Linked DNA regions of Homo sapiens: region 1 is linked to region 2. Evidence: read pairs that join two places in POLR2A ChIA-PET (ENCODE). Cell type or tissue: MCF 10A. All regions are shown on one strand.

What was found. Peaks named below come from ENCODE experiments on the same cell type or tissue, not always from the same donor. Only the 100,000 strongest peaks of a DNase experiment are listed, where the experiment ranks them.
Region 1: POLR2A ChIA-PET joins it to region 2 with 10 read pairs; 2 of 35 experiments call an interaction of 5 or more read pairs at or near these places.

The regions. Positions count from the first base shown.
Region 1 is chr20:6,879,911-6,884,910 of GRCh38, forward strand. No RefSeq gene overlaps it. Among named protein-coding and RNA genes, the nearest start is that of BMP2, 110 kb to the left of the region's middle. In MCF 10A, no CTCF peak of the experiment used is centred here; no DNase peak of the experiment used is centred here.
Region 2 is chr20:6,992,586-6,997,585 of GRCh38, forward strand. No RefSeq gene overlaps it. Among named protein-coding and RNA genes, the nearest start is that of BMP2, 230 kb to the left of the region's middle. In MCF 10A, no CTCF peak of the experiment used is centred here; DNase peaks (open chromatin) are centred at 636 and 2,046.

The DNA.
Region 1 (5,000 bases), 110 kb before region 2:
CTCCGTCTCAAAAAAAAAAAAAAAAAAAAAATTCCATTGAGAGCTAACTAGATTGATAACCTAGTAAAACACAGAGCATACATCCAAGTGAAACTGATAGGCTATACAGTTGCACAGACAGTAGTTAACACTCTGAACATGGAAAGTTGATGTTTAACATCAAGGAATGAAGTAAGTGATAATAAAAATGCTGTCTTGCAGATTTGCTCTTCTGTGACTCAACTAAAAAATATTGAACTAAACTTAATTCCTTATTCTCTCTGCAATGGTATTCATTAGACACAGCTCAGGGCATAGTTCACCTACAATGTTGCAGTTAATTTCACTTTATTCCCAAGCCATGAAATAAATTCCCAAACTCGGTCTGCTACCTTGCAAATGTTAATTTGGAACAATGCACCGTGCTGATCCATCACCGTTATTTTTTTAAAAAAACTTAAAGTCTGTGATATGGATAACTAGGATTCGTATAGATTTAACTGTTTAAGTAATATCTTTATGTTATTCTCAGATTATCAGTCAGCTGATTCACTGGGGTGGTAGCAAGGTCTTTGAATGTGAGAACACAGAACACCTTTGCATTAAGAATGCATCTTAGGCCAGGCGCGGTGGCTCACGCCTGTAATCCCAGCACTTTGGGAGGCCGAGGCGGGCGGATCACAAGGTCAGGAGATCGAGACCATCCTGGCTAACACGGTGAAACCCCGTCTCTCCTAAAAATACAAAAAGAAAAAAAAAATAGCCGGGCGTGGCGGTGGGTGTGTGTAGTCCCAGCTGCTGGGGAGACTGAGGCAGGAGAATGGCGTGAACCTGGGAGGCGGAGCTTGCAGTGAGCCGAGATCCCGCCACTGTACTCGAGCCTGGGCGACCGAGCGAGATTCCGTCTCACACAAAAAAAAGAAAAAAAAATGCATCTTATCAACTAGAGAGGTTGATTTCTCAATTTAATGAATTGTATTGGGAGATAATTAGCAAAGTCTTGAGAGAGGAAGGGAAGTCTATTACCAGTCAAGCAGTGTTAATAATGAACAGCATTTATCCAGTATTTTCTTGTTCTAAATACTGTGCTTTGTATGGATTAGTCCTCACAGGCCCGTGGCAGAGGAATATTAGATGCTTCATTTTGTTGTGGAGGAAACTAGGTCATAGATGGTCCAAAGCTAGAGAGGTGGTATGTGGCAGAAATAGAATTCGGACCCAGGCTGTCTGACCCCAAAGCCTTTTTCTTATGTACTGATGAACCATGGAGCGTTTTCCAGTAAGGGCTGCTTTATTTCCAAGTAGGGGAATATACATCAACCTACATAAGGGCAGAAAGTCAGGCTGGGTTTTATTGAAAACTGAAATAGGAAGCTGGAAAGCCACTAGGAGCCAAAATCTCTTTCTTTGTTATCTGCTATCTCTCTCCAGCTCTTTCTTCTTTCTTGCTTTCCTTCAGTTGGTTTTCTATGCTTTCAAATTTCTACATTGTCCAACATGAGTTAACAAAAGTCTGTGTATGTCTTTATTAAGATTTTCAAGAGATATAACCCTGGTTGATTCAGCTCATCACTCATATGCTGCTGGATAAAAAATGACTTGTCTGGTTAAGATGTTCAGTCTTGGTCCCCAAATGGGAGAGGGTAAGAGGCACATAGACTAGAGCTACAGCTGCCATGGACCAGGCTAAGGATGGAGATTCTGCAGACATAGTGCCATCTCCTTCTCCTCAGGCCACTGGCCTATGCAGGCCTCCATACTTCAGTCAGCTCCTGGATGCCTTCCTTCTCTGCAGCTTAAGGGCCACCTTCATAAACTGATTGAGGTCCAGAGCCAAGGAAGAAGCTACCTAACCCTTCAGGTCACTTCTCTGTGTATGATGAGGGCTTAGTAAAAATTAATGCTTCCAAGAACTACAGTCATTTTTATTTCATCTTAGCAAGAGAGATCTCATGCCTCTATTTGGTTCTTTAATGGGTGAGGGATTTGGGCCTAGAAAATGAGGGGAAATTGAGAAGAATACTCTTAAACCTCCCAGCAAGAGAAGAAATGTCTTGCTGGGATCATACCTATTCCAAAAGATGGAAGTATTGCAGCGAGTTCTCTTCCTCTCTTACTCCATCTCCTGTTCTTCACTGAGGGAAGTGGGACCATATTGACTTTCCTGCTGAGGCAATACCCCCTAGGATATAAGCAGAACCCTCAGGAGGAACTCAAACTTTTTCCCCTTTGTCTTTGGCCTTCTTTAGAGTAGCCTTTTTTATGTAACAAGATTTCCCTGCAATTTAGACCACCATTGCCTTAAGGAGTGAGGCTAAAAGCTGCTGTTTACTTTTCTAGGCATCAGGGTGAAATAATTCCTGTGTAGTTTAGATTTCCCCAAGCACTACATTATTGTGTTATACTACTGAAAATTAGCCTCTATATCTTTATTATGGTATACGACCTTGCTGGCAGAAAAAACACTGGTGACATTATAGATCCTTAATTATATAGATCCTTAATTAATCCTTATAGATTCTTTATTCATAGTTGAATGAAATGAAAATGGAACTATTTTGCCATCTCTGGTTAGATCTCTTAAATTGGCTTTGGAATTTGTTGGCTTGGCCTCTGAAGAACAAAGAGTTGGGAACGTTTGACCTTGCCTGCGATTAACTTTCTCAGTGCATGGAATTTAGAGCCAGACTGGGCTTCTTTCTGCAGTCCCTTTAGTCAGTTCACAGGCCAGTGGAAGCACTAGTTTTTCAAGGAAAAGCCAACTCTTGACATAGCAAGATCAGAGCTAGAATCCTAGGAAGCATGCTTGGCTGTACACGATCCCTCTAATTTCAAAGCAAAGCAATGTAAGGAGACAGCTTGGTAGTTGTTTTATTTTCTCTAGAGTGGACTTATGTTGTCAGTGGCAGAAATCCATGAACCATGAAGATAAAATAATGCTAACCAGAGTGCTAAGTAAAGAAAACAAAGATGGCTCCACAATTAGTAGCATTATATATGTTAGTGCTAAGTAACAACAGATGTGTCTGCAGGGAGAGAAGCATTCCTTGCAATCCATCAGAAACCAAAGTTCTCTGACACCACAAGCCATTATGATTATCTTAGGCTTGGGGGATGATGGCTGAGTCCACTGGGTTGGCAAAGTAGGGATGCTGTTGAGGGTGTTCCAACCTACCTATGTCATCCTTCCCATGTTGCACACTTGTGCTGAGTTAACAGGGCGATGTGCTCTGTAAAATCCGGTTCTGTAAAGACATGCACTAGCCATGAGTCATTAGCAAGCATGCGAAGCTAATTGGCAAAATACTCATAAAATATTTTGAAGGTGGGTTAATTACAATTCATTACACAGTAAACTGTCCCCAGGCTATTGTTAAAAAGTACAGGAGTTTCAGGGCCCATTATTTTATGATTCATTTTGCCATGTTGTGAAAAACAGACTCTAAATCAAACTACATTTATTATAGGTCAGACCACAAAATCTTTATTGGTTTTTCCAACATTCCACCCTTGTTATATGAATTCATATGGACTGCACATTTCTGTCAATTGGCAAGAAAGCATGAAATAAAATTTATGATATTTTCTTACCTTATCCTCAGTGTAGCCTTAAAAATCACAAGATCTAATTGCTTCCCCTACTTCCCCAAGTTCATGCAAGAAATAAGTATTTCAAAATCAACTCCAAAGTTCTAATGATTGAAAGCAACTAAAGCATAATGAAATCTGTCTTCTAAAGTAAGCATCTTAAAGAAAAACTCAAAGCAACATCCACTTGAAATGTGTTGAAGCTTTTTTCCCGCTCTACCCAGTAAAATATCTAGAATATACTTTACATTTGGAGGATAATTTGAAGTTCATTGGCTCCATAACACAAATCTTGTTCTCCTCATCTCTACCTTTGAAAGCATCTTTCTTTTTTTTTTTTTTTTGAACCAAAGCAAGCCCTCAGCATTTATTTCTTGAAAAAACAAAACAAAACAAAAACCCTCTGGTACAGTTGTGTGCCTCCTGTTATTACCATAGGCAGATTTGGTCAGAATCATGTAAGGCCTCATAAGTAGTCATTCTGTACCATTACATGTAATTGTTTGTTGATTAATGCTTTCAATTATGTTGATTTTCACTATGTGACCCAAACCACCTTGACATAGCCAGCCTGGTATACTCATTACCGGGGATGAGCAAGGAACAAAATGCTAGGTTCACTTCCAGCCTCCAAGAGTTCAGCAGCTCATTTGAACCTTATCTGAACTATCAAAAGTTTTGACTCTGCAGAAACCTGTGTTTGGGGAAGGGGCAGGAATGTGTGGCTCAAGAAAGGCTTTAGGATGAAGTGGGGGTTGTGGGGGGAGATGTTGGAAATTGTGCAAAAACTAGTTTCCTTGTGAGTGATCAGGTACTTCCTGATTCTGGCTGGGCCAGAAATACCACAAAAGCCTTTCTTGAAATTTCTGAGATCTTTGGAAGGTCTTCCTCCAAGCAGTTTGCCAGTTCTGCATGCCTGGGTTTTGGCTAGGGCTGGAGACCAAAGTATGTGCAAGAGGAAACCGTTTAATAGAAAGTTACCTGTATACTTAAGAATTGTCAAAAGAGTTTTACCTCTACTAGAATAAAGCCTGAATGGTTTGATCAGTGTCAATGATCTTAACCACTCCCATTCCTCATAGAAAGATGAAGCTGAAAGATGACATTGGAAATTGCTAATGCAACCCACTTATTTTATAGGGGCAGTCAGGATATCCATAGAAACTATTGACTGGGTCTATACACATGTGGACCAGAGTGAGAACTAAAGAGCCAGTAGAGGAACAAAAGAGGAAGAAAGGGGAGCCAAGCTGTTGAAAAGCTTGAGTTCTGTCTTTACTCTGCCATATTAGTGGTGTGATCTTAGGCAAGTCACTCCAATTCTCTGATCCTCTCTGGATCATTTCAACCACAAAATACTAAATTAAATGTTGTTGTAGGATGAAAGTACTAAGAAAGGGTGATTTGGAAGCCAGACCAAGCTGGATGAAAAG
Region 2 (5,000 bases):
TCCCCTGCCCCAAGCACCTGGCAACAGATAATTTGCTCTCTGTTGCCATGGATGTATCTGAATATATACCCCCAAATAATTGAAAACAGGTATTCAAACAAATACTTGCATATGAACGAAGATCCAATTTTAAATGGGCAACTTTGAAAAAAATCAGTCTGTAGGTCAGTTAATCTTAGAAAGTGAGTCTATAAAGAACAGGCTGGGTGGCCACAATGCCCATTGAATTTATTAAAACCTGTTTTTATTTTGTACCTTAGTTCAGACTGTTCTTAGTGCCAAAAGCAGAATCAGAAGATCACAATGGCTTCTAGAAACAAGATGAATTAATATGAATGGTGAGTTCTGAGTGAGCCAGGTCATAACTTTCAGTAAGAAAAACACAGAATCCAAATTTCATTGTTTTCAGCTTTTGTTTTAACTGTTTTATAATTGGGAAATTTTGCCCTCAAATGAATACTATTGGTAAATAATCCTTTCTAATTGAAGGCTTAAAATGTCTGGGCAAAACTAAAAATGACTCCCTACCCAAGGTTTAGTAATAGTTAAGGCATTCAAACAGGAGCAGGCTGAAGAATCGTCTTCAGGTTTGGTCTTAGCAAACCTGCAATTACTCATCTCCCCATCCAGACTTACCCTGAACAAAGCAAAGGGTAACCAAAGTGCATTAATCGCTCACTGATGACTCAAGATAAACAAAAACCTTATAATCTTTGTTTCAAATAGTGTGCATTGAGATACATAGAGAGAGAGAGAAAAAAAAAACAGTCCCTCTTAGGTGGTGAATAACCATTTACCCATCAGATCTTCTCCAAGTCAAGAGTTCCACTGCCTATGTCAGGCTTTTGGACACCGCACATAAAACAAATTAAGCTTTATTAACTTAGTGGAATATTTGGAAATACTAATTTTACAGGTGCATGAGAGAAAACTGCAGTTCCAAGTATTAGAGTACCATTAAATATAATACACTCCGTATGCAGGGGCAGTTATTTAATATTAAACCAATAAAACATTACCAGTGCCGGTGAGAGTTTTGGTTGTTGACAGCAGGCTAGGTGTCCCACAGCCATGCCGTCTTTCTGTTTGCAGGCCAATTTTACACAGCTGCTTTCTTCTGGAAATCATGCCTCATTTGAAGCCTTCGCAAGTATGACAAATAGCCTCTCTAAGCCTTAGCGACGGTGGAGAAACTTGAAAATATTTAGGAGCATTTATTAACTAGAATATGAAAGAAGATTTAGTTCAACTGCAGCTTTTGACTGTGTGGAGGTCTTGTTATTGTAAGAAATGCTATCTGTTTGGGCGTGTATATCTTTTGCAGGACACTGTGTAAAATTATCACCCTGAGGGCAAAGCTAAGTTTAAACTGCATAGAAATTCTAACGTTGATCTATAAGTGGACAAAATTAGAATCAAGTCTTTACTTTCAAACTCAGCTGTCTGGTGGTACTGCTGATCCACATGCTGCCATTCTACGTATCACAAATGTCAGATAGAGCTCCTTGTACAGGGAGCTTCAAATCTGTGCAGGAATTTAGGATTTATAGGAAAAAGATATAGAAAAAAAGAAAGACTAGGTGCTAATTGAATTGTTCAAACCAGGCTTGCAACATGCAAAGCACACTGAGACTAAAGTCAGGAGAGGTGGACCCAGCTGTTGGAGTTTGGGATGAATAATGGAGGAAGGGAGGACATAGGCAACTGGCAGGGGCTAAGGATGGGGTGGGGTGGCTCTGTGCACACAACATGACATATTTTGAGAAAAAGTGAACCAATATGGCTAAAGTGGAGAGTTCATGAAAAGTCCATGGAGGCAAGTAGAAGGAGAGAAATGTAGATACATTGAATGGTCCCATTACAGAGGCTCTTGAACACCAGGATAGGATATAGATCTTTTATTTAACTACAGGAAATGTGGGGTGATGAGGGCTTTGGGAACATGAGTGTGACATAAGAAGGAAGGGTTTGGGGAAATTCCATTACAACAGCCTCTTAGATTAATTGACATGGAGAGAATTGAGAAATGCCCAGTATGCTTAGAGGATTGAGTAATGAGAGACCTGCACGAGGTTGGAATTGGCAGTGATAAAAAGGAATGGAATGTTTTAAAGAATCATTTGAAAGAGAGAAACATTTTGAAGGAAGTATTTATAGGACCTGAGAACTCACTGGGTGTAGAGAGTGACGTGTGGGCAGGTTCAGGCGGATTCTGGGACTTTGAGCCCAGGCCACTTAAACAACAAAATAAGAAAACTCAAAGAGTAAACTGACTTGGGGAGGAAAAGATGAGCTCAGTCAGTGAGATTTCTGAGGAAGACTAGAGAGCTGTAGCAGAACAGAGACAGAACCCCTTTTTGGCTTCTAGATATTTAGTGATAGAAGCAGAAGTGAAGCCAGGGGTGTTAAAGAATGGGCCAGGATGTAGTGGAAAACAAAATCTTTTGTTTCAAAGCACCTAGTCAATAAAAATTACTGCATTGAGGATTGAGAAAAAGTCATTGGGTTTCCTGAGTAAACAGCTATGCACTATTGCTAGGTAGGTGGGGTGTTGGGGGGATCCATTTCTGTAGGTTAAGGAATAAGGGGCTGCTTTCAAGATGGAAGCCGTGAATAGACTCCACTTTTGAAGAAATGAAAGTTAAAGCAAAGAGAGAAACAAGACAGGCATTTTGGTCTAATAGAAGCATCAAGAGTACACATTTTTGACAAAAGAAATAAGAGTTTAACTTAGATAAGGGAGAAATTTAAAAGAAGAACATATCAAAGACACTAAGTAGAGTGTGTATCATCTTGGAAGGTAAAAAATCAAGTATTAATAAAGCAGATCATGACTTCTACCAAGGCAGAAGGTAATTAGAGATGATGGCTGAAAACAACAGCGAGAAACATATATCAAAATTAATAGAAGTATTTGAAAGAGGGAACTGAATAACCATATGAACTAAATATTCTCAGTTACATAGAAAGTATGATTGTCTATTGGCACTAAAAAGTGGGAAAAAAATTTAACCCCTAGTGAAGTTTCGTAGAACTATTTTGGGAGATTTATTTTGTTTTGTTTTGTTTTTTTGAGATAGAGTCTCACTATCACCCAGGCTGGAGTGCAGTGGCACAATCTGGGCTCACTGCAGCCTCAACCTCCCCAGGCTCAAGCGATTCTCCTGTCTCAGCCTCCCGAGTGGCTGGAATTACAGGTGCCCACCACCACGCCTGGCTAATTTTTGTATTTTTAGTAGAGATGGGGTTTCACCATGTTAGCCAGGCTGGTCTCGAACTCCTGACCCCAAGTGATCCACCCACCTTGGCCTCCCAAATTTCTGAGATTACAGGTGTGAGGCACTGCACTCCCAGCCAGGAGATTTATTTTGAATCAGGAGAGTTAATCAGTTTCCTCTTATTCTATCAGGATTTGCTCATGGTGGCCTGGAGGACACTGTTTTGAGAAAGGTTTTCTGGGGGCATTCCGACTCAATTGCCAGGATGAATCAACGATGGTTGCCCTGAGCATGGGACTGGGGAGTGGCAGCTGCAGTGTTAGCCAGCAGGAGGAACTCTCAGGCAACAATGAATGTCAAAGAACCCAGCTCCTTAGCAGGGTTCGGGAAACTTGTGTTTCTCAGAATGGCACAGGGGTGAAAATACCCAAGGTGAAAAGTTGAAGTGGGAAGTTTAGGGTGTTCCAGCAGCCTCAGCATCACTGAGGAGCTTGTTAGAAATGCAGATCCTCAGGTTCCACTCTGGACTCACTGACACCAACTCTTCATTTGAATAATGTCCCAATGGAATCACGCACATCCAGTTTTGTAAAGAGCATTGCTGAGGTCTTCAATACAATGACCAACCACAGGGTTTAAGTAGCTGTGGGGAGGAGTCCCAGAAATAAAGAAGAATACTTATGTCAGTGTTTCTTTCTTTTTATTTTTTCTCTTCCTGTGTGTGTTTATATATATATACATAAATGTTTATTACACGTTAAGTTCTAGGGTACGTGTGCACAGTGTGCAGGTTTGTTACATATGTATACATGTGCCATGTTGGTGTGCTGCACCCATTAACTCGTCATGTACATTATGTATATCTCCTAATGCTATCCCAACCCGCTCCCCTCACCCCATAACAGGTCCCGGTGTGTGATGTCCCCCTTCCTGTGTCCAAATGTTCTCATTGTTCAATTCCCACCTATGAGTGAGAACATGCGGTGTTTGTTTTTTTGTCCTTGTGATAGTTTGCTGAGAATGATGATTTCCAATTTCATCCATGTCCCTACAAAGGACATGAACTCATCATTTTTTATGGCTGCATAGTATTCCATGGTGTGTATGTGCCACATTTTCTTAATCCAGTCTATCATTGTTGGACATTTGGGTTGGTTCCAAGTCTTTGCTATTGTGAATAGTGCCGCAATGTCAGTGTTTCTTAAGGCATAGTCTCCAGATAAGCTACATCTTCAACACCTCAGAACTTACTGAAAATGCAAATTCTCTGTCCCCACTCTAGATCTACTGAATCAGAAACTTTGGGTGTAGGGCACAGGAATATGTGTTTAACAAGCCTTTCAGATGATTCCTTTGTTCCCTAAAGTTTAAGAATAACATTCTAGATACTACTGGTAAAGTGTGCATACATAGATCATGAACAGGTGTAAAAGGTGAAGAAATTTAGCTTAAGAGTTTGGAGGCAGAAGGGTGTTAAAAGTTCAAAATGCAAAAAATAAAAAAGTAAAAGCCATCAACATTACTTTATACTACCAAGGGCTTAGCTAAATCAACCAAGGTGGAGGAGGCTGTTTGGCATTGTCGACACAGCAAGCAGCTGTCTGGATGAGTTTTTCATGATTAGTAGGTAGGCAAAGCCTTTACTTGAGGGAGTGCATTAGTTTAAGAGAAACTGGGTGATGAAAAGATTAAAACATACAGTAAAACACCATTCACATACATATAGACAATAAAATTGCAAAGTAAGTAAGCCAAGTCCAGTTTGGGGTATTTACAGGCTAA